Regions from separate parts of the Mus musculus genome. Here region 2 is linked to region 1. A link is a loop called in an ENCODE intact Hi-C map of the cell type or tissue named here. Cell type or tissue: heart. All regions are shown on one strand. Links, peaks and the distances in the headings refer to the core of each region. The heading gives the core; the rest is flanking DNA. Region 1 overlaps Dyrk1a (dual-specificity tyrosine-(Y)-phosphorylation regulated kinase 1a). Region 2 holds the start of Dyrk1a (dual-specificity tyrosine-(Y)-phosphorylation regulated kinase 1a).

Region 1 (15,485 bases), core at 2,512-10,511:
AGGGGGCATCAGGTCTCATTACAGATGGTTGTGAGCCACCATATGGCTGCTGGGAATTGAACTCAGGACCTCTGGAGAAACAGGCAGTGCTCTTAACCACTGAGCCATCTCTCCAGCCCCCATCATTAAAGAATTTACATTGAAAACTTTTTTTAAAGGTTAGTATGTAAGCTCAACTATCTTAGGAATCACCAAGTTTTGCGCCTTCACCCCCCTCCCCACCTGCCTGCCTGCCTATCATCTGTCTGTCTTTCTGTTTATTTATGTATTCATCTATTCATTCATTCATTCATTCATTCATTCATTCAGCTTGACCAACATAAACAACTGCTTTCTTTGGAATGCTCACTGAATTTCATAGTATAGCTTAAAAATAATTTTTTTGAAAGTTACATTATAGCCTATTTGCCTTTGCTTCTCTCTTGTTACTATTCTTCTTGTATTCTTGCTTGCTAGCTGTGAGATTGTCCTCAGTTTTGTATCAGCCATCATGGTGGGCTCAGCAGCCCTGAAGTGGAAGTAATAAACAGGAGGGGCTGTGAGAAAAGTGAGGTGGACCAGTTGGAGAACAAGGGAGGGGTTTATGGTAGTATGTGAAAAATGTCTCTGAACTTTATCTACAAACAGTATGGTATCTTATACGCAGTCTTTCCTACAGGTAATTTTTATTACCTAGGCCTTGATAATCACTGTGAAAAGTGAACTAAAATTCTTATGGTTTGTGCAAATTGTATAAGATCATAAAAAGCAGTTTATTTCCTTAGATAAATTATATAAAACTTGACAGTTTCATGCTTACTTGATGCCTAGAAATGCCTGAAATGTGTATTGGTCATAGGCACATTTTAAAACTTTTTTTCTTTTCCACAATAAATGTCTACATATATTTTCATTTGCTCTAAGTGAATAGAGATTATTTAAATACGTGTAAATGTTAGTAATTTAAATTGACAAATTTGAAATAATTTATCAGTGTTTTGGGGTTGTAGTTATATTAGATACTCCTCAGTTAGGGGAAATTGTCTTACACCATCATATCTTATCGTAATTTGTTTTTCTTCACACAGTGTTATAGTTTTGCCGCTGGACTCTTCCCTCCCTTCCCCCACCCCATCAGGATGATATGAGACTTGAAAGAAGACGATGCATACAGGTGACTCAAGTTTTGAAATACAGTAGAGCTATGGCTGTAAGACAATGTGGGGACCACTGAGAGTGTACCTGGGGGGGACTTCAGATAACATTGAGTGGCGGGAATTACTTAGGCAAGTATGCAGAGGTGGAAGATACTGAAAGTGAATCTGGGTCTCAGTTTCATACTCAGTTTTAATAGTGATGTGAACAGTAAGAGTAATTCCTAGTAGTTGAACTTTTAAAAGCTGGCTCATACTTTTAAAGTTGAAATAATTTGTTTTAAAAATTAATAGCATTTACTCTAGTGGTTAAATATATGTCTCCCTGTATTCCTGTGAGAACGTAACAGATCTTCCATGGGAATGCGTGTTAAGATGATTTCAGCCCGACAAGTAAGAGTGGTTATGGTTAGCACAGCACTGCGTCCGTTGCAGACGTGCTGGCTGTGGAGGTTGTATTTTGTGTTCCTTTTCTCCCTATATTATTGTTAATGTAGTTTCCTGCCTCTTTCATCCCCGTGGCATTTGAGTTTCTTGATGGAAAAGAGTATGGTGTTGTCTGAGGCTTATGTTTCTTACTTCATAGTTAACTAAGGCATCTTATTGGTATTGAGAAGGCAGAGGCCCCTCCATTACCAGGGTGGCTGTGTCTATTAGACTCTAAAAAAGACAGTAGCCAGTGGGTAAGATGTGACAATCATGGTAAATCCGGTAGATGGGAGACATTTTACAAAATGAAGTTATCTTTACTGGTACATGTGAATTTTTATTCCATTGTATTGTAAATTAATATCTGAGAATGATTTTTCACTGGAAGGAAGCCTTGTTTTGGTGTCCGGTATTAATTGGTAGAACTGGTGCTGATTTTTATTTTTTGTGGTCCAATAATTTTCTCTTTTGTTTTAGAATGAAATTTTAGATGTCATTTTTTCATTGACAAAATGTAGTTGAATACAACATTTATAAATTATATGGTGTGGGAAAGCAAGTTAACATGTATTTACATGAGGGACTGTTCATTTTCTCTGAGGTACTTGTCACATGAGCATGCAGACTTCCCACATGTGTTTGCCTAGACACACACACTATTGCCAGTGTTCTGGGGATACATTGTCCCCAGTGGTTGGCTGCTAAATCACCTAGGTACTAACGCTGAGCGCCTCAGCCGTCATCAAGGAAGAATCAACAGGAGTGTTTACAGAAACGCTGCCTTTAGCTTTATAAACTTGGCCTTTTGTTGCATGAAGGGTTTGTCAGCCAGCACTGTTGGTTCCTAGATGGACCCTTGGCTGCAGTCGATAGCACCCGGGCTGTGCCTAGCACACATGGTCTGCTCTGCAGTGGAGGGCAGGAGAGCAGAGTGGCTCTGGTCGTTCCCTAGGTACCTGTGACTTACAGATGGCAGAGGTGTTCTTCCATGAGGTTTTCAGTTTGTAAATAATCAAAGATACAGTGCGTTTCCAAGTTACTGTTTGTCTTAAAAGCTTTATGGTCTCAGTGGAATCAAATAACTGGAGAGTAAATCTTGCTTTAATAAGATACACAATTTACTTGTTGTATTGCGGTACAAGAGAATTCTATGGACTTAGATTTGTGATATAAACCAGTCTTTTGGCTTTTTGGAACTTACTGAGTTATATTGCCTTACAAAAGAAATAACCCAGAAAGCTTTTTATTGTTTTATTGTTTACATTGTTGGTATATTTCTCATTCACAGTTTGAAAACTAATTGTTTTTTGATCAAAAAAATCAACAGCTCCCTGATCAATTAATATGCTCCTTTCCTCTAATATAACACACATGTGCTTATACTTTAGATGATACAACACATATAAGCTTATGAGGAGTTTTTAAATGAAGATTTATGCAGTGTCTACACATATTTGAAAGTGAATTCTGCTTGCCCCTGGCTCATGGACTGGCCTTGTAGTGTTGGTTAAGTGGAATGGTAACTTATTTGCCCATCCCATGGTTTTCATGGCAACTATGTGAGGTGATGGCTGTGTTAATCTTCTTGATTTTTTTTTTCTGTTTTGTAATTACTTTGCTGTTGTATACATACATAACGTATCATGCAGTATACCATAGGTTTGTACACTTGTTTTTTAGTTATATTCCAGTGAGGCTGAGGAGAAAGGAAGAAAGAGACAAGGAAAGAGTTATTGAACACTAAGCCAGTCAAACCTGTGTGTCTCCAGCACAGGTGTGTTCTGGTTGCCTGTGCCATACATGGTAAAGTCAGGCTCCTTTTGTTGTGTTAAATGGAACCAGAACTTGGAATTAAGTAGTCCATTTCTTTTGAAGTTTGGAAGAATACATGTAAAACATTTATTTGGCTAAAACTTGTTTTGAAACAGGTACTGTAATAGGTGTTGTGCCTCTAACTGGGTATGTATTTAGGGTCATATTTCCTTTAGAGCAAAGGGGTATAAGAACATAAGTCATGGAATGGGTGTGTGTCATACATTTTAGCATTTACCCATTGAGTTCAAACCTACAGCAAAAATAGCATGTTCTCAGGCTTCATCCGACAGCTCAGTGCCCATGTTACAAAGATGAGTCTAGGGTCAATGAAGTGTCCCAGTGGGTAAGGCTGACAGTGGGCATGAGTGTAAACTAAATGGATGTTCTCAACGGTTTTTACTTAGTTGTGTGTGCCTCAGTGTGCCTACTGTGGAAGTCAGTTCTCTCTGTCCTCCATATGGGTCCTGAGATTGAATTCAGGACTGCAGGTTCCTTTACCCACTGAATCACCCAGTCCCTCACTTGCAGATGTCTGTTTGGTTTCGGTGTACTCATCCCGACTGCCAGCTTTAGACTCAAGTGACTGCCTCCTGGTTGTCTCTCCTACATAACTCCTTCTTCCCATTCAGAAAACATTTTAATGATAGGATGTAACATCCCACTTGGGGGCACTTGTAATCCAAGGGCCTACAAGTAACCACATTGAGTTGATTTGGATACTGGATCATTCCTTAGATATGGGGCTGGAAGGAAGCAAACTTCTCAGAGTCCTGGTGCACGTTAACAAAGCCTCTTGCCGAAGGAGCCCGTGAGGCCAGCAGACTTCAGTGTGTGTTATCAAAGGATACCCTTTATATTTTGATTTTTACTCATTTACATCCTATAGATCATTATTTTGGAAAACTTGTTCCTTATGACAGTTGGTTCTGCTCTGTTTTAACGGATTTCTTTATCAAAGTAGTTTTTTGTTTGTTTGTATGTTTGTTTTTAAAAAGCACATTAATAGTGACATGCTAGTCACTTAGAAAATTGTAGTGGTGGTGGAGGAATGCTTCATTTGGCAAGGTGCTTGCTTTCCCAGCCCTGGGCAAATGGAGACAGGAAGATTTCTAGAACTTATTTTCCACCCAGCCCAGCTGAATCAGTCCTGTCCTGTCCTGTCCTGTCCTGTCCTGTCCTGTCCTGTCCTGTCCTGTCCTGTCCTGTCCTGTCCTTTCCTTTCCTTTCCTTTCCTTTCCTTTCCTTTCCTTTCCTTTCCTTTCCTTTCCTTTCCTTTCCTTTCCTTTCCTTCTTTCGTGTGTGTGTGTGTGTGGGGGGGGTAGAGGCCAGTAGAAGACACCTGATGTTGATTATTTGCTGCTGTGACCACACCCACACCCCTAAGAGATCATTTGAAGTAGTTTCAGAGCGCATGCCCCATTTTACACCACCTCCCTGCAAAACAGGGTGTCTTGTAGCTGAGATCGGCCTCACTCTGAGCTTCCTGGATTCTACAGGAAAGAAAGCAGGTTGAGCAGGCAGCACTCTTCCATGGCTTCTGCTTCAGTTCTTCTCTTGAGCTCCTGCTCTGACTTCTCTCAGTGATCAAGTGACCTGGGAGTGACTCTTTCCTCCTAAGTTGCTTTGGTCATGATCATAACAACAGAACTGTCTTCTGTCTTTTGAACTATGGCACATTCCCATCAGTCCCTGTGTCCCGTCTCCCCCCCTCCCCCAGTGCACCCCCTCCTCCCAGCCTCTGCCAGTGTCAGTTGAGATCATATTGAATACATTTATGATGGTGAGCTTGGGTAGCATGCGTTTGATGTTACTATTGACTACTGTCCCATCATTGAGTGACCTACTGTCACTTTGTGAGGTACAACCAATTTAAGCTTATCCCTGACTAGCTTATAAATAAATGAGACTCAGACTATAGCTATTTTATTTGGCTTTTGACAATTACTAGGGGGGTAACCTCTAATGTTCTCTTCTAACTGCTGGCCTGGCTACCTCCCCAGCAGTGAATCCCAGACACTTGTTGTTTCTCCTGGCCCTGTGCTCATGGTTCCTCTCCCCTCATGGCGGCTTCCTCCTTCTACCCTGTCCTTTTCCCTCCTCCTCCTTCCTCTCTCTCCCCCCCGCCAGGTCACTCCAAACTCACCTACCTCTAGTAACCCCAGTAATTGGCTATGGCCAATTTTATTTAACTAATAGTTTTAAATCAAAACAAAAAATTGTAAGCATGAGAACTCCCTCGCAAGCCTAGATCTTTGGGTATAGAATTTAGCATTACAATACATAGCAGACAAACCAAATCTCACCAACTTTGTCACGTGGGTAGGTCTAGATTACTTGGAAATAACTTAAATGGTCTTAGGGATGGATTAGTTGTGGCATGTGCTTCTTTGAACCTTTTTTATTTATCATGTGCATTTCCTAGTTTAAGTTCGATATTGCTTATTCACAGTTTCCCCCTACCCCACCTTTTTGGGTCAGGGTTGTTTTGTTATATAGCCCTAGCCATCTGGAACGTCATTTGTAGACCAGGATTGGTCTAGTACTCACAGACATCCCCTTCCCACCCCTCCCCTGCCTCTGCCTTTGGAGTTCCGGAATTACATATTTGTCACCATGCTTAGCTGTTCTTTAGATTTATTTCATATGTATGAGTGTTCTGCCTGCATGTGTGCCTCTGTACCATCTGTATGCCTGGTCAGTTCAGAGGACAGAAGAGGACATTGGATCCCCTGGGACTGGAGTTACAGGTGGTTGTGAACCACTATTTGGGTGCTGGGAATCAAATCTGGGCCCTGTGCAAGAAAAACAAGTGTTCTTAACCACTGAGCTAACTCTGCAGCCTCCAGCTGTTTTTTAAATTAATATTCTCAGTTTTACAAATGACTAACAGGTATTGAAGAGCATGTAGCTCAGGTCATGTGATTTGGAACACTCTAAAGCTCTCACTAATGTAAGTCACATAAGCTCTCACTTTCCAGCATTAGGCTTTCCTGGGGTCTCTGGTGGCAGTGTTGTTGCAGGGAGTGCTGTATCGGGTTGGCAGGGAGAGCACTGTCTGGAGCATGAGGTGCAGCGTCTGCTCAGCTGTTTCAGATACACAGAAGGTGAAAAGTCATGGCGGCTCCTTTTCCTGCGTTACAGGCCAGGGCTGTGCTTAGAACCCTTTGCTCCACGTGTGTCTGCAGGGTCTCCAGGAGAGCTGCCATCTTACCAGAGTTCATGCACAAGCCGCTCTCATGGTCTGCTGCATGCACTCTTCAGGGTCTGGTCCTCATTATTTGCCATTTCTTTTCAGGTCTTGTTTTGTGATTTTAGCTTTTATTTTCTAAGCAGAAGCAATGCTGATTGTGTCATGTGCATACACAGTATAAAGTTTTTTATGAAATATAGTATAAAATAAAAATATGAGGGCTGGAGATATGGATCAGTGGTTAAGAGCTCTGACTGCTCTTCCAAAGGTCCTGAGTTCAAATCCCAGCAACCACATGGTGGCTCACAACCATCTGTAATGAGATCTGACGCCCTCTTCTGGTGTGTCTGAAGACAGCTACAGTGTACTTACATATAATAAATAAATCTTTAAAAATATCTGAACACAGACACGTAGTAAGACCTCTACTAAATTTAGAAAAAAGCAGATGTTTACTTTCATTACATGTTTAAAATGACGTTATCTATGTGTGGGTATGCTCTTCTGCCACAGTGTGCCCGTGGACGTCAGAAGATCACGTGCCTTAGCCAGTTCTTCACTACAGTGTGGGTTTTGGGGAAATTCCATTTTACTGGTCCTTATAGCGTTTTATTTTTATTTTAAGGCCAATTTGTAAATGTCTGTCTAGTTAGGTGTCTTCTTTTTTTTGTGATAAAATATGATGACCAAAAGGAGCTTGGGGAGGAATGAGCTTATTTTAGCTTACAGTTTCACATCGTAGTCTATCAATGAAGGAAGTCAGGAACCACCTGAAGCAGAAGCAGTGGTGAAATGTGCTTGCTGCTGTACTTGTTTAGTTTGCTTTCTTAAGCCATCCAGGATGACCTCCCTAGGGGTGGCCCCACCCACAGTGGGCTAGGTCCCCCTCCTTCAGTCAGTAATCAAGACAGTACTCCACAGATTGGTCTTTTAGACCAGTCTTACAGAGGCATTTTCTATATTAGCATCCCCTCTTCTCAGATATGTCTGGTTGTATCAAGTTGACAAATACCGACCAGCCCATTGTACACCTAAGAGAGTGAGGGCCTGGCGAAGTGAGTCCGCTCTTTGAGAAGGCACTGGTGTGATTCCCACCCAGAGCTCCAGTTCTAGTGGATCTGGCACTTCATCTGGCCTTGGTAGGCACCAGACACACATGAATATGCACATACACATACAAAATACTGTGAGGGTTCTACAGAGTTACAGCTTAACATAGGTACTTCCTTTTTCCTCTAAAAGTGGGCAGAAAACACCTAGATGGGTAAAACCTCCAATGCCATAAACGCATCTACGATACTTGGTGGAAAACAGTAGAGAGAAGTGGGTAGGAGCAATGTAGTAACTATCACAGTGGTGTGGTATCAGGGTTTGTGCAGAAGAAAGGAAGCACAGTGGGCTTAATAAGAATCCCAAGAGTTCCAAGTTTACCAGCAAAGACTCCCACAGAAGCATATCATGCGAGTCTGAGAATATCAGAGAAGCCAACAAAGTGTGTATGCGTTTCCTGATTCCCAAAACCAGTTAAAGCTGCCTTTCTGGCCAAAGCAGAGACTATTGTAAATAGACTCCAATTGAGCAGTTGTGGAATCATCTTGGACAAAAGAAAGGAAAATTGGGGAAGATGAAAATACAGGAGATCTTATTTATTTTAATCTATATTTTGACCTCCTTCCTGAGAACAGGAGAGAGAGAGAATGCTTCCTGAGGACAGAATCCCAGCCTCCCGGGAGTGTTTTACGTCTGCTGTGTGGAGGTCAGAGGACAGCGGTCAGGAGTAGGTTCTCTACTGCCACCTTGTGGGATGCAGGGATCAAACTCAGATGGTTTGCACTCACTGAGCCATCTCGCTGTTCCCTCATAGCAGTACATTTTATATAACGCTGTATAGATTTACCGTTTTCGCAAAGATTATCAGACAAGTATGCAGATTCCTCACTGGTGTAGAGGTCAGCGTCGGCACTGCCACCTTTGTTGCTGCTGCTTTTGTTGTTGTTGTTGTTGTTATTGTTATTTTGACGTAGGTTTTTGATTGCATCCAAGCTCAGGATGGCTTGGAACCCCAAATCTTCAGCCTTGGTATGTGAAGTGCTGGATTTATCGATGCTAGCTGTCATGCTGACTGCAGAGATGCTTAGTGCTTAAGAGCACATAATGAATTGGCTGCAGCCCACAACACCCACACGACAGCTCACAATCACTTTAACTGTAATTCCAGAACCTACATGGACATCAGGCACATACATGGTATACATACATACATACATACATGCAGACAAAACACTCATATATATAAAATAAAATAAAAATAATCTTTAAAACCGTTTAAAAAGGAAAAACTGAATAACAGAGCATTACGTAGATAGTTAAAAAAAACACAGCAGAAAAAAATGCCTGCTGACCTGATGTCTTAGAGAAAGCCCAGAGAATCTGTAGGATTGATGGAGGAAAGAAAAGAGGGAAAACCCCCACCTAGGTGCTGGAGGTTTAGGTGAGTTGACAGAGTGACTGCTCATTGTGAGTGAGGCTGCGCTGCGCTGTGCCCAGCAGGCCAGCCGAGCTGTGCTGGAGCACTTGGAGGAGCAGGCAAGAAGAGCAGAGGGCCAGAAGCCTGTCATCCTCAGCCAACCTGGGATGCACGGTACCCTGTGTCAGGGAAACAGATGAAAAAGTCCCTGCCTCGAATAAATAAATGGTGCAAAAAAGAGGTTTGAACTTTAGAATGAAAATTTCTTTAGATAAGCAGGTAGTTAATTGCATGCAGAAAAATGTTACAACTCAACAAAACTAAATTTCAAAGTATATACCCTAAACATTCCAGAGAAAGTAATAGTTACTGAAGAAAGGCAGAGAAGTTTCATCATACAGCAACAAGAATAATGCAAGGATATTTCCTGAAGTGGAACAGTTTTGCCTGTGTATCAGGGGGTATAGTGGCTATTCCTGGTTGTCAACTTGAGTACATCCAGAATGAACTGCAATCCAGAATTGGAAGGCTCACCTGTGATCCTGATCTTGAGGCTGGGAGATAGAAGCTTCTGACCTGGATCTTGGCACGGAGATCTTGAGGCACAGTGGCTATGAATCCCAGAAGACTAAGGCAAGGAGATCTCTGAGTTCAAGGTCATCTGGGACAAAGCAAGTCACAGATCCAGGCATGGTGGTACACACCTTTAACCTGGGCCACACCTTTTGCTGGAGACCTACATGAGGTCATTGGAAGAAGGAAGATTCACTCAAGAATTCTTCTGCTTGCATTTACTTGCCAGCACATCTGTTGGAATCTACCAGCTGAAACAAGTAGCCTTGAGGGACTGAGTAACTGGTAGACGATTGGACTTCCTATCCACAGCTGCCCATTATTCGTTGGACTACAGACTAAGCAGAATTACCGTAATCAGAGAAACTCTGCGAGGACTAAGAGAACAGCTTCTTCACTTGTTTGTTGAACAGGAAGCAGAGATGTCGGAACAGAAAGTTTTAAATACTACCCACCTGACTTTGACCCATCAAAGATCCCAAAACTCAAGTTACCCAAGGACCGGCAGTATGTGGTATGGCTGATGGCCCCCTTCAACATGAGGTGTAAGACATGTGGAAAAGACATCTACAAGGGGAAGAAGTTCAGTGCACAAAAGGAAACAGTCCAGAATGAGGCACTGTTGGAGTTTATCAAAAGACCCTTACTCACAGGATCACAGAGACCGCCGCCATTGCTGCAAAATGCATGAGGATTTTTATTGATCCAACATGTTGGGGACTCCTCTTTCATCACACAGGCCAGAGGAGAGACCCAAAACAGAGAAAGAACACACTTTTTATACCTTTGTAAGGGGCAGATTTGAGCAACAAGGTTCTCATTGGTGTAGCAAGTAACCCTTTCAGGCATTGGTTGGTTTGTATAGTGACTCAGTAACCCTTTGGCCTAGTCCCTCACTTTGCTTGCCCCCAACGTGGGTTATTATGATTTGGTCAGCAAAGTAATAGTACATTTTGAACTTATGAATCAGCTATTAACGTCACAGCTATTAACGTCACAGCTATTAACGTCACAGCTATTAACGTCACAGCTATTAACGTCAGGGGGATGTCGGGGATTCTCGCAACAAGGTCTTTGTCAGAATTCAGTGTGGGGTGGGGGGCAGGAGAATTGCTAATCTTGTTATGGTTATTTCTTTGAGAATAGCTAATATTATTTTGGTAGCTGCAGGTTTAATCATTTTGACTGCTAAAACTATGTTTTTACATTTGTTTAGTCAGCCAGCTTCCTTATCTGGCCCTGCACTTGGCCTGCTAGTACAGTTTGGAAAGTCCTTTTCGAAGGGGGAATGTACTGGGTGGTCTTGAATTCATTTCGGATATTACAGCACAGGCTTCCATTCTCTGCTGTAGAGAGGAACAGGATGGGGAGTTTGTTCAGAGAGAAGAAATAAAGTCTTGACTGCCATGTAGTTATTGACAAGGAGTAAAAGAGTGTCACTTCAATTTAGATGCAGGTGGGGCAGGTTTTTATTGTTTTTCTGTGGGGAATTCTTAGGCCATATGTGTCCCTCAGACACATAAGAAACAAAAGAAATAGACAGGATTCGGTGTAGGAATAGTAAAACCATGCAGTGATAGCCATGGAAACCAGAGTGCGAAAGTTGACACTGACAGAATAATGTAACAGTGACCCAGGCTCAGCAGTGCACAGTCCCTGAGAGCACCACCTAGGGAGGGAGGGCCCTGTATTAATTAATGGTTTTTATGGCCCCTCCCAGTAGGCCCTGTGCTACCTATTCACATATGGGGCTAGCAGTTTCTTAAATTTCTCCCCCCCCATAGCCCCACAAAAGATACTCTTTAATCACCATCCCCCCAGTTCCATCCTACCAAATAGTATCCTTGTCTGAGTCACCTTAAATTTCTTGTTTGTATGAGAAACTGATAGATCTTGTCAAATTACATATAGTGCTCTACATTTTATTCTTCATGTTTCCAGTTCAAAATCATGTCATGTACGTAACTGGGAGTTTTTGATAAACTGTAGCTGTCACATTAGCAGTGAAGTTTGCATGGACTGCTGTGTACTCGGCAGGCACTGAAGCTCTGCTCCCTCAGCCCGAGCTCTGTGCTTGTGCCCGTACCTGTGGCTTGGGATTGGAATGCCGATTTATTAATTGAGGGTTTATAAGGCAAAAAAATGACTGGGTGAAGACTTTTTGGAACAAAGCTGAAAAGTTAGCATGTTGTTTTGAATGCCAATGCACTTGAACTGCTTTTTTGGCATTCATTTTGGAATGAATAAAACAAAGATATTTTGAGTTATGAGAATTTTTAGTTGACATATACTTAAAATAAATACTTGATGCTATGCCTGGCTTCATAAAGTGAACCATCTTTGTGACTGTAAATTCCTTATCTTCTTGAGGGGAAGCTGCTGCTTGTTGCTGTTTTACTTTAAACTTATCATCTGGAATACATTGTATGAGCATAAAAGTAACATTTGTGACTTGTACACTTGCTGATCTCATAAGTTCTTATGTCCTGGTGCACCTGTAATCACGCTACACCAGTTGGATGTGTTCCATTAAGAACCATTTCAGTTCAGGCTGGACTTGGATATAAAGAGTTCACCCATGCCCCTCACATACAGAGTGTATGGTCTTACTGTTTGGTGGCTGTGTTATCACTTGCTCTATATGCATTGAACCATTACTGTATATCAAGAACTATTATTTGTTTATTATTTATGTAGTAGCCTATTTTCTCTTGTTAGCTCACACCAGGTCTCACGCTGGCACACAGGCTGGGCTGACCTGCTTCTGACCGCATGCTGGGTTACTTGTTCCCCTGGGTATTTACCTGCCGGTTGTTTTCATGGCGCCACACTGCCTGGGAGCTTTATGCTCTTTCTTTCTTTTTCCTGGAATGGATAAGGTCCCGCAATAACAGCTGAACATAACAGGTTTACAGGTCTGTTGAACAAATTAGAATAAAACCATTAGCAATCTGTTGATGGTGATGACATTTTATTTTCCCTAATATATTTTCTCATGTAAAGAGATCTCTAAGCAGCTGGCCAGTGCTGGAGTATGCCTTTAATCCCAACACTTGGGAGGCAGAGGTAGGTAGATCTCTGTGAGTTCCAAGACAGCCAGGGCTATACAGTAAACTTTTTGGGGTGGGTTGGGGGCAGAGGGAATCCCTGAGGCTTTATAACTATTTTTTGATGTGATAAGGTACAGTAGCTTGCCAGTTTGGCTTTTTGTTTTTTGTTTTGTTTTGTTTTTGTTTTTTTGTTTTCTTCGAGACAGGGTTTCTCTGTGTATCCCTGGCTGTCCTGGAACTCACTCTGTAGACCAGGCTGGCCTCGAACTCAGAAATTCGCCTGCCTCTGCCTCCTGAGCGCTTGGATTAAAGGCGTGCGCCACCATCGCCCGGCCTCAGTTTGGCTTTTGTTCGTAGAAATAATCACTGTTTGAAACAGGAACATGTTTTCTTAAATAGTCAAATCAGAGTTTGCATTATTAACAGTGATTTAAATGCTTGACTGAATTGAAATAATATGCTTGTTTCTGAAAATAATTTTGCGTTTATGCTTTATGTTTTTAGAAAATATTATAGATTTGACTATTGTTTAAAATGTTTTAAATTTTAATTCAACAAATAAAACAGAAAACCCATACCAAGAAACCTGATGTCGATAATCCCTTAAAAGATAAAATGGAAGATTTCACTTTTGTCAAAGATTTACCCTGTCTTTTACCTAGACTTCAAGGAAAGTGTAGAGATCCATGTTCCCAGTGGCTCGGTGTTAGAGAGACTAGTAGTTTTATTATCATTTTGGCCTGATTGGTTTTTGTCAGCTGGGCATACAGTAGAGTTATCTGGGAAGATGAACCTTCATTGAGAAAATGCCATCATCAGATTGGCTTATAGGCAAGTCTGTAGGGCATTGTCTTGATTGATGGCTGAGGTGTGAGCTCCAGCCCACTGTGGGCGTGCTGTTGTAGAAGATAGCATTTTAAGCAAGCCAGCAAGCAGAGTTCCTCCGTGGTCTCTGCTTTAGCTCCTGCCTCCAGGTTCTTGTGTTAACTTTTCTGTATATCAAGAACTATTATTTGTTTGGATGATGAGATCTGTAAGCCAAGCAAACGTCTTCTTATTCAGATTGCTTTTGGTCACGTATCACAGGACTAGAAACCTAAGACACAATTCTACAAATTACAAATCATCTACAAGGAATTTATTGTAAATTTTTCTTTTAAAACAGATGTGCCACATATAGTAATTTTAAAACATGGCTGATAATTAAAAGTGGAGTAATTCCCTCCTTGTAGTGTGGTCAGGTGGTTATTTTGTTTTGTTTTGTTTTGTTTTTGTTTTTTGTTTTTCTGAGACAGGGTTTCTCTGTGTATCCCTGGCTGTCCTGGAACTCACTCTGTAGACCAGGCTGGCCTCGAACTCAGAAATCCACCTGCCTCCCAACACCCGGCTGTGTGGTCAGTTTTAATAACCTTTTGGCGGGGGGGGGGGGGGGTGGTGTTAAAGATTTATTTATTTCTTATGTGTAAGTACATTGTAGCTGTCTTGAGACACTCCAGAAGAGGGCGTCATCTCGTTTTACAGATGGTTGTGAGTCACCATGTAGTTGCTGGGATTTGAACTTAGGTCTTTCAGAAAAGCAGTCAGTGCTCTTAACCTCTGAGCCAGCCACCCCCCCCCCCCTTTAAAAATGTTTATTTATTTTTACTTATATGAGTACACTCTAGTTGTTTTCAAACACACCAGAAGCGGGCATCAGATCCCATTACAGATGGTTGTGAGCCATCTTGTAGTTGCTGGGAATTGAACTCAGGACCTCTGGTAGAGCAGTTGGTGCTCTTAACTGCTGAGCCATCTCTCCAGCCCCTAGTAACTTTTCTAATGGACATACTAAGCAATGCCACTGCTGCCTGGTTCTCTTTTTGTCTCTGAATATTAATCTCTCTGTCTCTCTTAATGTTCAGCCTTGAAATCTGGGCTTAATGTTGAGAGGAAGCCAAATGAGCTCATGAGAAAACCTCCTGTAGATGACTGGCTAGGTCCTCAGCTCTGGATCCTAGCCAGCGTAAGCTGCTGGCTTATGAGTGAGCAGGTTCCCCGTGGTCCTCACTCCTTTCAAGGCACTAACACTGAGTGTGGGAGTGATTCCCCCTGCCATATGCTGGTGGTTTGAATATGCTTGGCCTAGGGAGTTGGCACGGTTAGGAGGTGTGGCCTTATTGGGAGGAAGTGTGTCACTATGGGAGTGGGCTTGGAAACCCTCATAGCTATCGGTGAGATAGACTTCTGTTTGTCTCCAAACAAGATGTAGAACTCTCAGCTCCTCCTACAGAGCCATGCCTGCCTGGATGGTGCCATGTTTCCTGCTATGATGATAATGGACTGAACCTCTGAACCCAATTAAGTGTTGTCCTTTATAAGTGGTGTCTTTTCACGGTGGAAACCTAACTAAGGCACATATCCTACCCAAAGTGCAGTTTTATATGCAAAATAAACATAATAAATGGTTGAGTGTTGCCTTGCTGTGAAGTCAGACAGCAGCTGTGTCCAGGGCTGTTTTCCAGTTGTGTTCTGAGAGTGTCACCATGAAGTCTGACCCAGGGTCACTGCTGAGACCCCACAGTTGATGCCATAGAGGCAGGACACCCCAGTTAGTGACAGGCTACCTAGGAGAATGTGCACCATTCATTGGTGGGGCCTAATTCAAGACAGGAGGCTGAGACACATGACTGAATCCAGGGAGGACTCAGTATTGTCTTCCTGTGCACCCACCCCCTTTCACTTTCCTCACTTAGGATTTGTCCTTCACTGCTGGTACCACTCCAGGCACTCTGTGACTTCCACACGTGTACGTAAGCAGTTGCTGATAGACCTTCCTGTCCTCTTTTTGA
Region 2 (15,485 bases), core at 2,549-10,548, 47 kb before region 1:
GTCAGCTGGGGCTGAAGAGTCGGCTGTGGTTAATAAGAGAGTGGAATTACTGGAACAATGGATGTTGGTTAGCTGGGGTTTGAAGAATTCGCTGTGATTAAGAGGAGACCAGTATCACTGAGGTGAAATCTTCTGGTGAGTGTTTTTCAGTTGGCACACAGGAGCTGTGTTCCAGAGATGGCTGAAGTTGTACCTCCTGCTGGCTGCTGAGTGTGGCAGTGTAAGAATCACCCAGGTGGTCCTGGTTTTGAAGGCACGAAGGTGTCGTAAAGAGTGGCTGGGGCTTGGCACTAGGTGGCCAGGCTGCAATCCCTGAAGAGAGCCCAGGAACGGTTATTGGTGAAAATGTAGCCAGCCCAGTTGCAGCAAGGTACTCCAGCAGTTTTGGAGACGCTAATACTATGGAATGACCACCAAGACCAGCAGCAGCTGTGGAGTGGAGCCAGCCAGAGCCTAGAAAACAAGCTGAGTGCTGTAGAGGGCAGAGCTGGAGAAGTGACCCAAACCCCTTGGAGGAGCCTGGAAGATCATGAGTGAATTCCAGATAATTGGACATTGAGTTATTTACACTAATTGGATTTTTTTTTTTTTTTTTTTTTGCTTTGTTCAGATGTGACTGTGCCCTTCCTTGTTCTTCCCTCTTGGAGTGAGAAAGTATTTAACTTGATTTTGATTTTGATAGGAGTCCACAGCTGAAAGATTTTGAACTTTTAAGAGATTTTGGATCTATTAAAGAGATCGGACTTTACTGGGCTTGAGTTTGTTAGACTGTGGGATCTCTAGAGTGTATTTTCAACGTGAGATCTTGGGAAGGGGAGAGAAGGGAAGACTTGTGGCTTCACAGTGATGTATCTGTGTGTCAAGTCGACAAGGGGTCAGTTGTGTTGGATAATTTTGTGTCAACTTGACACAAGCTGGAGCCACCAGAGAGGAAGCAACCTCAATTAAGAAAAGTCCTCTCTATGATCAGGCTGTAGGCAATCCTAGAGGGAATTTTTTTAGTTAGTGTTAATAGGGGAGAGCCCAGTCCACTGTGGGCAGAGCCATCCCCTGGGTCCGTGGTCCTGGGTTCTCTAGGAAAGCAGGTTGAGCAAGCCATGAGGAGCAAGCCATGAGGAGCAAGTCAGTAGACCCTGTTTGGGTTTCTGTCCTGACTTCCTTTGGTGATGAGCAATGATGTGGAAGTGTGAGCCAAGTAAACCCTTTCCTCCCCAACTTGCTTCAACTGGTCAGTTGTAACAACTGGGACTGGAGACAGGTGTGGACCTATGAGGACTTCGTTTCTTCCTAAGTGTTGCCAAAATCATAGTGCAGGGGCAGAATGTTCTCAAACAGTAGAAACCACGTATGGCAACCTAACACACTTTTCATATTTTCTTTAAATACTAAATTAAAAAACCTTACTATTAGAAAGAGACAGAGCATGTATTTCTCTGTCTCTCTGTCTCTGTGTGTGTACCTGTGCACACAGGTGTGAAACAGTGTCCTGCAGACATCTGGGGACAGCTCTCAGGCACCTGATTTCACCGTCCTCTTTGTTGAGGTGTGTTCTCTTCTTGTTGAAACTTCAGATTTTCTATTTATTTATTTTTTTCTTAAAGTCTCGGGGAAAGGGGCTGGTGTGATGGCTCAGTGGGTAAGAGCACCTGACTGCTCTTCCAAAGGTCCGGAGTTCAAATCCCAGCAACCACATGGTGGCTCACAACCATCTGTAACAAGATCTGATGCCCTCTTCTGGAGTGTCTGAAGACAGCTACAGTGTACTTACATATAATAAATAAATAAATCTTTAAAAAAAAAAAGTCTCGGGGAAAGAAACTGTTAATGATAATTTATGAAATAGTCCTGGCAAACATACCTACAGGCTGAGAAGGAAATCAATCAGTATCGCTTTCAAGCCCAGGGAATTGTTTGAGCCATATCTGGGCATGAAGCAGTCTGAGGTGCTGGCCCAGCAATTTGTTCAGGACCATGGCTGAGAGAAGCAGGGAGGAAGTCGGGAGGACTTGCTTTGGGATACGCTGGGAGAAGAAGTAGGCAGCCGCAGTGAGACTGGCTGGCTTGCTGAGTGCAAGCTTTTGGTATCCATGAGGTGGCCTTAACAACACGTGCTTCATTTCTTTCTTTCTCCTTTTTAGCAGCAAAGAAGTCAACATGAAGAAACCTGTCTTCCTGCCTTCCGAAGTGTTCACCAGATACGCAGGGAATGCAGATATCCAGTAATCATATTTGGGGGGCACCCAATAGGTTTGACTGAAGTTGTCTGCAGGAGCATGGGTGAGAGACTATTTACTGGAAGAGTATGGGTAATTTACCAGTGGTTATACCACTGAAGAGAACTTCTCCCCCCCTCCCCCCCCCAGAAATCATTACCTGCCCATAGGTCCTCAGGAGGTTTATAAAAAGATTATCATTTTTACAAGCAGTAAAAAAGGACACTCAGTGCGTGCGTAGAGTGAGGACCCCACACATTTCCCTAGGAAAGCCTGGAAGAATATGTTAGTTGCCATGAAGACAGTACAAGGACTTCCCTGGGCAGTCTTGTAAGCTTTGCCGGCAGGAGGAAATGCAATTTTTCCCACTGCCTATCACACAATGCACCCGAAGGAATTGGAATTTCCCCAGGAGTTGCAGGCTGGGTGAAGGAACGGGTCTCAGTGTCTGTCAGAAGAGGAACCTGGCGGAGAGGAAGAGATTTCATACCGTCTGACAACTTGTTAGACCACCTTGCACAAGAGAGGAGCTTAGAGTTTGTTTATGTTGGCTGGGACAGCACGGGCAGTACCTGCTTAACTGAGCTTAGTTCTTGACCTCTATCCACCGGGCCTCCCGTTCCTCTCTTCCTGGTGTAGCTAAGTTGAATAAATCTCTGCATACTCACTACTGTCTGTCTGTTTTTTTTTTTTTTTGTTTGTTTGTTTTGTTTTGTTTTGTTTTGTTTTATCGAGACAGGGTTTCTCTGTGTAGCCCTGGCTATCCTGGACCTCACTTTGTAGACCAGGCTGGCTTCAAAATCAGAAATCCGCCTGCCTCTGCCTCCCAAGTGCTGGGATCAAAGGTGTGAGCCACCACACCTGGCTTACTGTCTGTCATCTTAATGTGTTAGGATTTAAGAGCCCAGGTTTTGATCCAGCAGCTCTGGCAACAACCTCCGAGTGCTGTTTACACCGTGACTCTTTCACATTGTTACATTGTTTAAATGGCTGTACAGTTTTTAGGGTTTTTTTGTTTGTTTGTTTGTTTTTCCCTCAGATGCAGAGAGCTATTAGCTTCACATCCTATTATCTATGTCAGTTTCTATAAGGCCTTCATCTTCCTTTGTTTTATATACACCGATGGACTGCGTCTGAACAGTATGCTGTCACGTACCACACGTTACTCCATCAGCCCCAGTCTGTGGGGACCGAGGGGGAGGGGCTTGGCTTGCAGGCCTGGCACTGTCCAGGGCTGAATTGTGAATTGTTCCCCTTCTTGCCTCACCTGAGGGGCAGAGGTGGTTTAATTCCCAGCCAGGTTCCACCTACTCAACCTAATGGGTTTAAAATAGTGCAGCACTGAGATGATCACTAAACGGGATGCAGGAGCCAGGAAAAACCTTGTTGGCACCTCAACTGGGTCTCTATCACAAAGGAGGTGCAGACTGGACAGCCGGGATACATCTGTCCTTGGCCAGGGTTCAGTAGTCTCCAATTTTCCTTGGTTTTCCGTCCCTTGCCACTGGTTTGTTGTGTCTCTATGTCCAGCTTGCTTTAAGGACATTGGTCATTTCGAATCTGGATCCAGCCCAAAGACCTCATTTTTTGACTTGATGACCTCTGTGAAGATTTACAACACTTTGGTGTGGTGGGAACACTGAGTTGCAAATACACTTGGATTTGAATCCTGTCCTCACTGCTCACAGGTAGTGTCACACCAGGGTGTCACTAGTCACCTGTCTTCTCTCTGTAGAATGGGCTGGGTCATTTTCTGCGGGGACTGGGTGCTCTAGAGCAGGCTGGACGGCAGTGACTGAGGCTAGGGGGATTGTCTTTGCTTTTCCATGTTCTCAGGTAGGATTCTCACGTAAAACCAAAGTTTTAATTTCTGTATCCAGGCACAACTAGTTGGTGCTTCTTCCAGAGGCCACTGCGTCCCTTGGTTGTCACAGGCCATAAATGTGCAGGCCACTTTATAGGTGACATCCATATCCAATACTTGATAGCATTCCCAGCCCAGACATGACAACTCATTGACTGGTGTCAGGTAAGGCTGCCATGGTACGGGTTTGGGAGAGGGGTCCGTCTCTTAGATACAGGGATCAACACTGCCTAAGCTCGAGTGTGCACAGCCTTCAGACTTTGCCTCACACGGAGTGGCTTCCAGCTTGAGCTCTTCCTTGACACCCTGTCATAGATGGCCAGTGTTACCCAGGTTTCCCCTTTACCAGCTTTCAAACATTTGATGGGGATTTTAGTTTTTAGCGTTGTGCTGGAAAAGAATATCTGGTCAATGGGGTGAGAAGCCTGGAGGTGAGGCAGGAGGAGGAACTGGAGAAAGCTTGTGTTTGGGAAGGACCTGGTACTAACTTCTGTGTAAGGGACACTCTTGGACACTTCAGTTTCTTCAGATTAATTACATTGTTTGTGGACTTTAATTAAATTATATCAACAGGGCAGCCAAACGTATGTTTGTCAGACGCTGGAAATGTTTTATATCCGAGGCAGTCTAAAGCAACTTACTTTCCTTCCTGTGCCCTAATTTACTTTAGTTTTTGCCCCCCCCCCCTTTTTTGTAAGTTGAATAGGTGCTTTAGTATATCAGTGGTGTGCTAACTATAGGAGGTTTGTTGGAAATCACCGAAGCCAAGTGTTTCCTAGGATCATACTGCACAGAGACCAGTATTGACTGGTGTTTTTACATTTGTTTATAAGACTGCATCTGTTGCAAAGAGCTTAAGCAAAACGTCAACACCACTATGGTAAAAACCATGTGTAGAAATAAATCCAGTTACTTTTGGTGTGCAACAGTGTATATACTTACACACGAAAATATCTTTATGTATATCCTTTTAAGCTACTAGCTAACGCCATTATTTTAGAATAGGTACAAAATACAATTTTAGCCAGTAGCTGTCTCCTAATTACAAAGTAGCCAGCACAGGGGACTTCAGTGTCAATGGCCCGAGAGGACACCCAGCAGTATTTAGCCAGGCGGAAGACAGTAGAATAAAAAACAAAACAAAAAAACCGAAAGGCAGAATTCCGGTGAAGATTCGACGGTTAAGGCCAAGTGGGCAAATTTAAGAATCGGGAAACCGAGGTGACTTAGGACAGGTAACAATAAAAAAAAAAACAAAAAACAACCCCCCCCCCCAACCCCCTCCGAAAGCCCTGGGGTTGGCGCTGGCTGGGCATTCCGATGGAGAAGCCGGGGAACCGGCGCCCGGGAGCGTGCCCAGCCTGGAAAGTTTCTGCGCGGCCCGCGCGCGGGCACGGTCCGAGTAAGGTGGCGGCCGCGCGCCTGCAGCCGCGGGCGTAATTCCGGAGGTGAGCCGGACGCCAGCGATCGTCCAGGCCTGCGCGGGCCCGGTCGGGATAGGGGCTCGCGACGGCGGCCTCCCAGGGCCGCGAGGTGGGCGGCTTGCCCTCCGCTTCCCTTCCTTCCCGGGCCGCGCGGGCGGGGCTGCGGGCTCGCGGCGCGGGAGCGCGCTGCGCCACGGGGGCGCGCGCTGGCCCGGCCGCAGTCGGCGTGGGAGCGAGCGCGGGGGCGGGGCGAGGCGGCCGCGAGGCGGCAGGCGCTCGCTCGCTCGCTCGCGCACCGGCAGGCCACCGCCTCGCCCCCGTCCCTTCCCTTCCCTTCCCTCCACTCCCCTCCCCCGAGCGAATCACGCGCCCTCCTCTGACACTCATAGCGGGCCCGAGCTCCGAATTTATCCTTCACGTGACCTGAGGGGGGTTGGGTGGTTGGCTGGGGGACGGAGGAGAGAGGGGAAGGAGGGAACGGAATCTGCCGTTACCCGAGCAACAGGCCCCGCCCGCCGGCTTGGGGCCGGGAGGGGCGGGCGGAGGACGTCAGCACGTCAGCCGGGGTTTTGCGTTTTGATTGACAGTTGCTATAGCGACCGGGTCGGTCCGTCGCCATTTTGTTGGTTGGTTTTTTTTTAAACCCTTTCGCTTCCCGCCCGAATAATAATAAAAAGCCCCATTGGAGTGAGGCGGGGGTGGCGGCGGCAACCGCGGCGGGGGGATCCGGGGAGACTGCTGCCGTCGCTGCTGCCGATCGCGGCCCAGGTCGGGCTGAGAAAGCGGACTCCCCGAGCGGGGGTGCGGGCGCCACCGCCGCCGCCGCTTGTGCTGCTGTTCCTGCTGCTGCTGTTGGTGCCGCTGCCGCTGCCGCCGCCGCCGCCGCCGGCGAGCGGGCGGGACCGGTGTGAGTGTGAGGGAGCGTGTGCGAGGGCGAGTGTGCGCGCGGTGAGTGTGCGCGAGTGTCTGTGCGGGATCGGGGGCGGGCGGTCCGGGCTCTCCTGGCGGAGCCGCCGCCGCCGCCGCCGCCGCTCGGGCCCCGGCGCTGCTCGCTGCGCAGCTTCGGAGCGCGCGCCATTTTGTGAGATTTACAAAAATCCTCGTCGGGAAGAAGCGGCCGGCAGCGGCCGCCACTCGGCGCCCGGCCTCGCCGCCGCCGCCGCCCTCCGCACCGGGCCGGGCCGGGCCCCGCCGCCGACACTCGGGGGCCCGGGGACTGCGGTATTTGCCGGGGAGGGGCTGTCGCCTGCCTCCCCGGCCGCGGGCGCCGCCGGCCCCGCCAGCCCGACGGACCCTGAGCCAGCGCGGCTGCGGCGCGGAGCCGGGACGCCGGGGGCGGAGAGAGGCGGCCGGGGCGGCGCTGGCTGCGGAGGCCGCGGCGGGAGCGCGGCGCGGGAGCTCGAGGCTGAGACTCACCGGAGGGAGCGGCGCGAGCGCCCCGCCATCGTCCCGGTGAGTGTCCGCCCCGCCCGGCGCGGCGCGGCCCAGCGCGCGGCTTCTCGGGGCCTGCGAGCCGGGCTCGCCAGGCCTCAAGCGGAGGGAGGGAGGGACCTGCCATCTTAGGAGCGAGCGGGCGGGCGGGCGGGCGGCCCGGGGCCCGGGGAAGAAGGCCTCGTCCCCGAGGAAAGTTGCGGCGGGTGGGACCCGCTGCCTCGGGCCGGGCCGGCGCCAGACCTCCACTGGCTGCCCGGGCGCAGGGGAGGAGGCTGTTCTCCTCCTCCTCCTCCTCTTCCTCCTCATCCTCTGCCCCCAGCTCCTCCCTCGTCCCTCCTCTCGGTCCCCACCGGCGTGCGGAGCGCCGGGGTTCTGGGCAAGGACAATGCACGGGATCAGAAAATGGGGCTGGCGGCCGGGAGGCGAGGACGCAAGGCCCGGCCGGGCCGGGCCGGCGAAGGTCGGCAGCCTGCTGCCTGCGAGGCCCAGTGGGCCCGCGCTCGGGCCTGGGGACCTGGTGTGCTCGGAAGTCGGGCCGCGAGCGCGGGCCACCCAGGGCACCGGAGGGGCCGGGGTGACCTGCATAGCAGCGGGAGGAGACTGGAATTAGAATGGAGACCTGTGTATCGCCTCAAAACTTCAACATCTATTTATAGGCTCAGACCCACTCAGGCTCCAGAGGCCCCAGAGCTGCTGAATATCAGCACTAAGCTAGAGGCCCCTCCCTACCCCGAAATAGTTAAAAATGGCAAAATTCGTGAGTCAGTGACTCCAATGACTTGTCTTGTCTTTGCCCAGCCCTAGATTATGTGACTCCTGTCGTCGAGGTGCAGCATCGTTTGCTTCTTGAGTTCTGCCAAATCCCAAGAAAATATTCCTTGTAACTGTTTGCACACTCATAGATTAGTGCAAGGCCTTTTATATATTACCTCGAATAACCTCCCAGTTGGAAATGCTGCCCATTTTACAGATGAGCAGACTGAGCCTAGAGGTGGGCAGTGACTAGTCCAAGGTCATACAGCCAGTACTCCAGGAGGCCTATGTCAGTTGTTAGCCTGGCTTTCTGTTCATTGGCTCCTAACTTATTATTAAGTACTGTATGATGACTCAGGGCTGTAACCTAGACTGTTTGGGTACAGGTTTTGGTAGAGTTAATTTAGGGTTTGCAGAAGTACAGTTTAGATGAGCCCCTGTAATGAAACTTGTCATGCCCCCCCCCCCCCAGGTAAACTAGTCTGTTTTTCAGTGGAAGAATTGAAACCACTGGTGCATTTTGTTCTTTGCGTTTAACTGTTACAGTGTAGAGTTCTTTTTGCGTATTGATAAGTCATAAAGTTTGGTGTGAAGTTATTTTTTATTTAAATACTTACATTTCTCTTTTGACACTGTACTTTGCACGTTAAGAATAACTATTAGGTATTTTGATTTGAGATGTTAATGTAGTGGAATTATCTTACTTTTTGTTTGTTAAATTTTTTTTAATTGTCTTAAAGAATTACATTTTTAAATAGACTGTAAGTGGGAGACAGGAGCTCAAATTTCACTTGTCAAGGTTTCAGAGGAATAGTGGTTAAGAAGATTTATTTGCATATGTGGATTTTCAGGGTGCTTGTCTTACAGCACCCTGCCCTTCGGAGCTTCTGCCCTAGCACGGCGGTGGTGTCTGTGGTACTGTCCAAAAAGTTAAAACTCTTGTCAGCGTCTATACCAGGTACTCTGTAAAAATGGCAACAGAAAGTTTGTATTTACCTCAGAGAGGCATAAGCTCAGAAATTGTTCTAGAAGGGCTGCTCCTGTGTCTGTAAGGCAAGGACACACATTTTGTATTCCTGGTGGATGATGAAGATTTTGTTGTCTTTTGAAGGAGCAGAGTTGAAGGGATGGTTGTTATCTGTAAGGATAGGAAACTGACTGACTGAGCCAGTGGAGCTTCTTGAAGACACTTTGGTGTGTGACCTGTTAAAATTGTAACCTCTATGCTCTGTGCTATGCCACTGCTATGTGCTAGGAGTTGAAAAATAAAATACCATTCACGAGAACATGGATAGTCAAAAAGACCCTTGGCTAGAGAAGTCTCACTTGAGAGTTCTACTCTGTCACTGAGTTTTCTTCGTGGCTGGACTCCTGTGCTTGTGACTCACAGATGGGAGTGACTGACAGTGTGACAAGTCTGTGCTGTGCAGTGCAGTGACTGAGGGTAAAGCTAAGATGGCTTGTTTCAGACATGGCATGAATTCTGTCATGGGTGTTATTATGTAACTGTCAAGGAAAGAAATACTGTATGTGTTTACTTTGGGTATTACTTTAAACCATTTTTAATAGAAATTTAAATAGCACAGAGATGTTACAGAGTTTATGGTTGGCAAATGTCTGTTCCAGAAAGAAATTTTGTATAGAATCTTGGATGACCAAGAATCATTTTGTACTGCAGGACATAGCTACATAGTATACATAGTTGGACTCCTAGAGGGAGGGCGGGAGGGAGGGAGGGCTTCATTTCTGAATCTCTTGCTACTTGGGGATGCTCTTGTTCGCACCTGCCAGCCAGTGTCCCTCTTCCCAGTAACTTCTCTTCTACCTCTCAAGAAGGAGCTTAGCCCTCAGACCCAGCAAACACCACAAGTTTCCAGAAAGTCTGTCAAGAACATGGCTCAGCACTTGCAGCTGTTAGTTTTAAGAATTCTGTGGTATTTCTAGACAGTAACTTGGCCCTAACACTCTATTTTGTGTTGAGTGTTTTGGTGGGTTTCCTCCATTTGTACTTGTCTACTTTCGACTTGGGAACAGATCTCTTGCTTGGACATAACAGACAGGGTCACCTGTAACTTCACAGTTTGCCTGTCACAGCTGTAGGACCAGAGTAGTAGTGTATGGAGTGGTATGTCTTCTGAAGGCAGGGACCCTGTGCTGTCCTACCCATTGTCATGTTTGATGGCAAGACAGTCTGTGGGAACTCATAACCCAGTGCTCGCATAGGGTGGGATTACAAAATATGGGGATTAAAAATTGGTGTTTAATTACTTGGAAAAACTTATTAAATTATTTTAAGTTACCTAAAGTTGTCCCTAAATGAAGGAATCTTTTGAAATTATGCTTCACCTCAACTTCATAATGTTAAGCTGTTGAGTGTAAAGTCTTCTGTTGGGTACGTGAGAGTTGAATGCAGGTTTCATGTAACTAAAATAAAGGTTCACATTAGCTAGTGCAGGCAAGTGTTATTTTTAAAATTTTAGTTCATATTGACATATAAAAACAAAATTTGACTTGGAAGTACATTGTATTAAACAGCTATGCTTTTTAAAGTTATATTTTGGCTTTGAAATTCTCATTTGAGCATTCTGTAGTGAGTTACAGTTCTTGGTTGAGAGACAAACCTAACGTTGGACATCTAACCTGCTGTGGGTCTACCAAGGCAGATTTGTGCTGACAAGGAGCCATGCTGGATTCTTGGCAGTTAGTTCTGAAGAGATGCCATTTTTCTCAAGGATGATTTTTTATGTATGTTATTATTGTTAATAAACTAAAATTTGACAAGAAATACTTTTTGACTAGGGATATGTGTGTGTGTGTGTGTGATATGCAGGAGTCATGTAAAAGTCATGTCTTGATGAGTCATTTCATCATACAAAATGGAAATCTCATAATTGAGACACTTTGCTTGGTGGGAACCTGCTGTGATGGTTTGAAGTGGTATGAAACCAGCGTAGAGAAGGAAGGCATCAACTCTTCTTTAAACAACATTGTCATAGTCACACAACCCCTAGCTTTTTTTCTTCCTTTTTTTTTTTTTAAAGTTGAAAAAAACAAAACAATTTCAGTGATCAGTTGATTTTTTTACTTAGAGATATTTAGTGGGATTTATGGCTAAGGCTGTGTCTTGGGTGTGTCTGGATGGGTTGCTGACACTGCCTTCCATTTCTCCAAGAGCTTTGAGACACCGGGTTCAGAGTCCTTGAGGCTCCTCAAGTACTTCTAGGGCGTGATCTCAGGACTCAGGCTCAGCATGGGTGTCCTCCCCTGTGACAGCAGGTTGGCAGCTGTCATGTTGCTGTGCAGATGATACTTCTCTGCTCTTCCCTGTCACCTTTTCAGACACACTCACTCTTCTTCCTCTGCATCATTACCTCAGGGGTGCCTTTCCTGTCCCCACCCCCTGGCCCCTCTCCCCCTTAGCTGTGCACAAAGTTAAATCTAGGACTTTACACACATGAGGCAAGCATTCTCCCTCAGCTTCCCCACTAGAGCCAAGCAGGGCTTTCTCCTTCCACAACCTTTATTGCTGATGGTTGTAGGGTGAGTCACAACTGATTTATATACACTTAGTCCTTTAATATCTGTCTGTCTCCTCTCCATTGGACAACAGGGTCTTCCCCACACATGTGCTAGTGGTCAGATCTAGTCATGTGACCATACTTAGCTGCACAGGAGGCTGGGATTTGTGGCCTTTGGAAGGGTGGCTGTTTATTTGGCTGAGAATTTGCTTCTATAGATAGGTGGAATGAAGGAAAATTAAACATTACTTGTTCACTTCTAAATATTTTGGAAGAAATCTCTGGAAATAAGGCAGTTTATTGAACAGTCACTGTTCAGTATTGGCCATTAAGCTTTGTGCTATAGTGAAAACTCAGATTGCCCAGATATATTGTTGGATCTGTTTTTCTGTTTTCTTTCTTTCTATCTATCTATCTATCTATCTATCTATCTATCTGTAGTCTGGTGAGAAGAATGAATTTGTACAATTTTTTTTTTTTGTAGTGGGGCCTAATATTTTACTGACACTGTTTTCTGAGAGAAATAAACTTTTTTTTTTTTTTTTTTTTGGTTTTTCGAGACAGGGTTTCTCTGTGTAGCCCTGGCTGTCCTGGAACTCACTTTGTAGAGCAGGCTGGCCTCGAACTCAGAAATCTGCCTGCCTCTGCCTCCCAAGTGCTGGGCTTAAAGGCTTGTGCCACCACCGCCCAGCCCCAGAACAATTTTATATAGTTATAGTTATATAGTGATTATATCATGTAAATAGTAAAATGTAAACTTTTGGATTTCCTCTTAATAGTCTGCTCTGTCCCAATAGTATGTGTGGCCCAGCAGGGTAGTGCTAGACCAACATTGAGTACTGGACTAACACTGACAGCTAGAGCAACACTTGGGTCTTGGGGCTTTCAGTGTCTGAGAGTCACTAGTGCTGAAAGATGCTAGCAGTGACTTAGGAGACAGTCATTAGCTGACGCCTCCTCCCTGGAGTCCTGGCTGTGAGGGAAGGGGAGCCCCAGCCTTTCTTTTAGCAGGTGGTAGATGTAGTGGGACCTGGGCAGGCTGACCTGCTCTCCTCTGGAGAACTTGGCAGGGTTTTGGAATTCCCAGGCTCAGGCATTTTTGTGTAGTTTTCGATGACCCCTGGAAGGAGCTTTGTTTATAAGGACTCTGGTCATCCTGTTGCAGCACAGACATCTGAGAAGAGCTCTGAGGGACTTGATTCATCTCACCTTACAGAGGAGGAGTGCAGAGAGACCGGGTGCCTGAACTGCACTAGAACGGGCTGCGCTAGCTGGGGCTCTTCCGACTCCTTGTTTGTTCTTTGTGGATGGACTAGAGGACAAGGGTTTATGGGGCATCCACATTTACAGGTGTCTGTCAGTCTCAGAGACAGCACTCTTCATGCAAGGAGCTCATTCCTAGGGAATGCTTGGTGTGACTAATTTCCTTTTAGCCTCACAGAAAAATAGTCCACATTAGAGGAATATTTAGAGGTAAGAATTGAGGTTTTTGTAAGGTATGTTTAGTAGCAGGACTCTAGTGGTGGTGCTGGAGTGGATGGGTTGGTGAGTGAGACCTTGCCGTGATTAGATGAACACAAGGCTTGTGTCCCTGAATTGTTACTTTGCTTCTTTTCTGGTTGCTTACAGTTTTCACTTGTTGGAACTCACTCCATTAGCTTCTCTAAGTTAAAATGGAAATAGGCTCAGAGGACTATCCTCCCTATTATCAGGTTAACGCTATTTCTGTCATTCAGCTGGCTGTCATAGGAATCAGAGGTCAGCACCCGCACTAATAGGAGACTGTTGAAATGGGAGGAAGAGTATGTCCCATGTACTTTTTCCTGAGCAAACATGGTGTCTGACAGCTTCACTTGGTGGGATTGTCATGGGTAGGGTTCGGAGAGACTTCTCTGGGGTTAAAGTTGGTGTCTTATAGTTTCTGGGGTGTGGTAACGCTTTTGGGGGTCATCCCATGTAGGACCTTCTGGGGTTCTGTACTAGACAGAGAAAGTATCCCTGTCTCCTTAGTGTGTGCCTTTCTAGCATGGAGGGTTTCTATTTTAGCAGCATAGCAAGTATCTAATGCAGTTCTGATCACAGAGGCAATTGTAGTCTTTAAAGATCGACAAGGGATGTACACTCTGATTTAAAAGCTATGGAATGCTGTCCCCATTCTCATGGGCCCATAGGTGGTAATTACTCACAGGCTTTCTACCTGTGCACAGTTACATCTGCATTAAGTTTACTATGTGCTGTGCTGTAGAAGTGTGCTAGATACGACCCTTCCACTGGGGAGTCAGACGCAGGGTATTGTGCACACTTCGCAACATCCCTAGTCTTGTTTTTAGGGTTTATAGTTGTACATCTGTGTGTGTATGTAGTGTCTATGCATTTAAGAATCAAAGATATACTAAACATAACAGCTTTTTGACTTAAACTTTATACTTATCAACTGACAGTCTGTCCCCCCACCTGTGTGTATGTCTGTGTGTCTGTGTCTTTGTGTCTCTCTCTGTGTGTATGTGTGTATTGTGCGTGTGCTTGAGTGTGACTGAACCCTGAACCAAGGATATCACCTGTAGGCCACTGAGGTACGTTGTCCAGTCCTTTCTCTTGCTAGTGTTTGGGAGGGACTTACTAGTGTTTCTTTAGCCTTGAGTTCACTCTGTGTTCCAGGAAGGCTTTGAACTCAGATCTTCCTGCTTCAGCCTTTGGAGTAGCTGGGGTTATAGGCCTGTATCACCTGGCCTGGCTTTTTTTTTTTTAAAGATTTATTTATTTTATATTATACTTTCTTCAGACACCCCAGAAGAGAGTATCAGAGCCCATTACAGATGGTTGTAAGCCACTATGTGGTTGCTGGGATTTGAACTTAGGACCTCTGGAAGAGCAGTCAGTGCTCTTAACCACTGAGCCATCTCTCCAGCCTGAGGCCTGGCTTTTTTAAATTTATTTTGGTGATAGCCTCTCTGGTCCTCTCTGGTCTGGAATTCATTATGCAGCTCACACTGGCTTCAAACTCACAGCAGTCCTCCTGCATTCTCTCAGGAGCTGGTGTTATAGGACTGAGCTGACTTCCATGTATGTGTTGTTGTTTTTTTCTTTTCTAAGTTGTGTGTCGTGTCGATGAAAAGGTTCTGCTGTGTGTGTCTGGCTGGCCTGGAATTTGCTCTATAGACCAGTCTGGCCTCGAACTCACAGCGATCTGCCTATCTCTGCCTTGGGGTGTTAGGATTAACATGTGTGCCACCTTCTTTAAAATGTTAGAGTATTTGTGTGTTTGTATGAGTGTATGCCACATTTGTGGAAGGGCCCTTGGGTGCCAGAAGAGTGTGTTGGATTCTGTAGAGTGTGGGCAGTTATGAACAGCCCAGATGGATGCTGGGAACCAGACTGGGTTTCTCTGGAGGAGCATGATGGGCTCTCATGTAGCCCAGGCTACCTTGAAATCCTTCTGCCTCAGCCCCTGGAGTGTTGTTATAGGTATGTGTCCCCATGCCCACTTTATGCCATGCTAGGGTTAAATCTGGGGATTCATGGGTTGTAGGCAAGTACACTACCACAGGAGCTGCATTCCTGGCCCTGGTCAGGTTTGGTTCTGTTGGTTTTGTTGATTTTTGCTTTCATTTTGCTTGGGAACGATTTCCTTTTATACATACCCTTTGGTTTCTTTAGTTCTCATGAAGGGATATTAAAATTGTTGTCACTTTTGACTGTTTTAAACAGTGCTGTTCTTATGTACACTTAGTGGTATGTAAACTTGTGCTCTGAGCATCTGCTGTAGGATACCTATTTATAAGGAAGACTGTGTACCAGCTATGAGCACACTGGAACGTATATTGTTGCCAAGGTGTCTTCTAAAATGTCATACCAGTTTATGTGTTTACAATCAGTGTCTGAAGAGCGCATTTTCCTCTTTTAAATTTTATTTATTTATTTATTTATTTATTTATTTATTATTTTGAGGCAGGATTTCTCTGTGTAACAGCCCTTGGCCCTGGCTGTCCTGGAACTCATTCTTTAGACTAGGCTGGCTTCAAACTCAGAGACCTGCTCCCCTCTGCCTCTCTGCCTCTCTGCCTCTCTGCCGCCTCTCTGCCTCTGCCTCTGCCTCTGCCTCTCAGTGCTGGGATTAAAGGCGTGCGCCACCACGCCCGGCTACAGGGTCTTCTTAGTTGAGAAAATATCGGCATGTCCTCTGTGTGAGGTGTGAGTGCAGTGGTGGTCTCTGTTGATTGTAAGGGGGAGGGGGACCTGACTGCTTTCCAGAGATAGGTTCAAGAAAAGCTGGGCGCAG

What was found. Peaks named below come from ENCODE experiments on the same cell type or tissue, not always from the same donor. Only the 100,000 strongest peaks of a DNase experiment are listed, where the experiment ranks them.
Region 2: it touches region 1 in a loop (5-fold over the local background); 16 of 42 quality-filtered maps call a loop at or near these places.

What each region holds. Positions count from the first base shown.
Region 1 is chr16:94,610,352-94,625,836 of GRCm38, forward strand. It overlaps Dyrk1a (dual-specificity tyrosine-(Y)-phosphorylation regulated kinase 1a), which reads left to right. Exons shown (of 12, transcript NM_007890.2): 2 at 1,068-1,153. The coding sequence starts at 1,144. Among named protein-coding and RNA genes, the nearest start is that of Dyrk1a, 48 kb to the left of the region's middle. In heart, for the core only: a CTCF peak has its summit at 6,958; a DNase peak (open chromatin) is centred at 8,370.
Region 2 is chr16:94,563,582-94,579,066 of GRCm38, forward strand. Dyrk1a (dual-specificity tyrosine-(Y)-phosphorylation regulated kinase 1a) reads left to right here and starts at 6,625. Exons shown (of 12, transcript NM_007890.2): 1 at 6,625-6,953. In heart, for the core only: no CTCF peak of the experiment used is centred there; DNase peaks (open chromatin) are centred at 5,920 and 7,240; H3K4me3 peaks cover 4,757 bases; H3K27ac peaks cover 4,384 bases.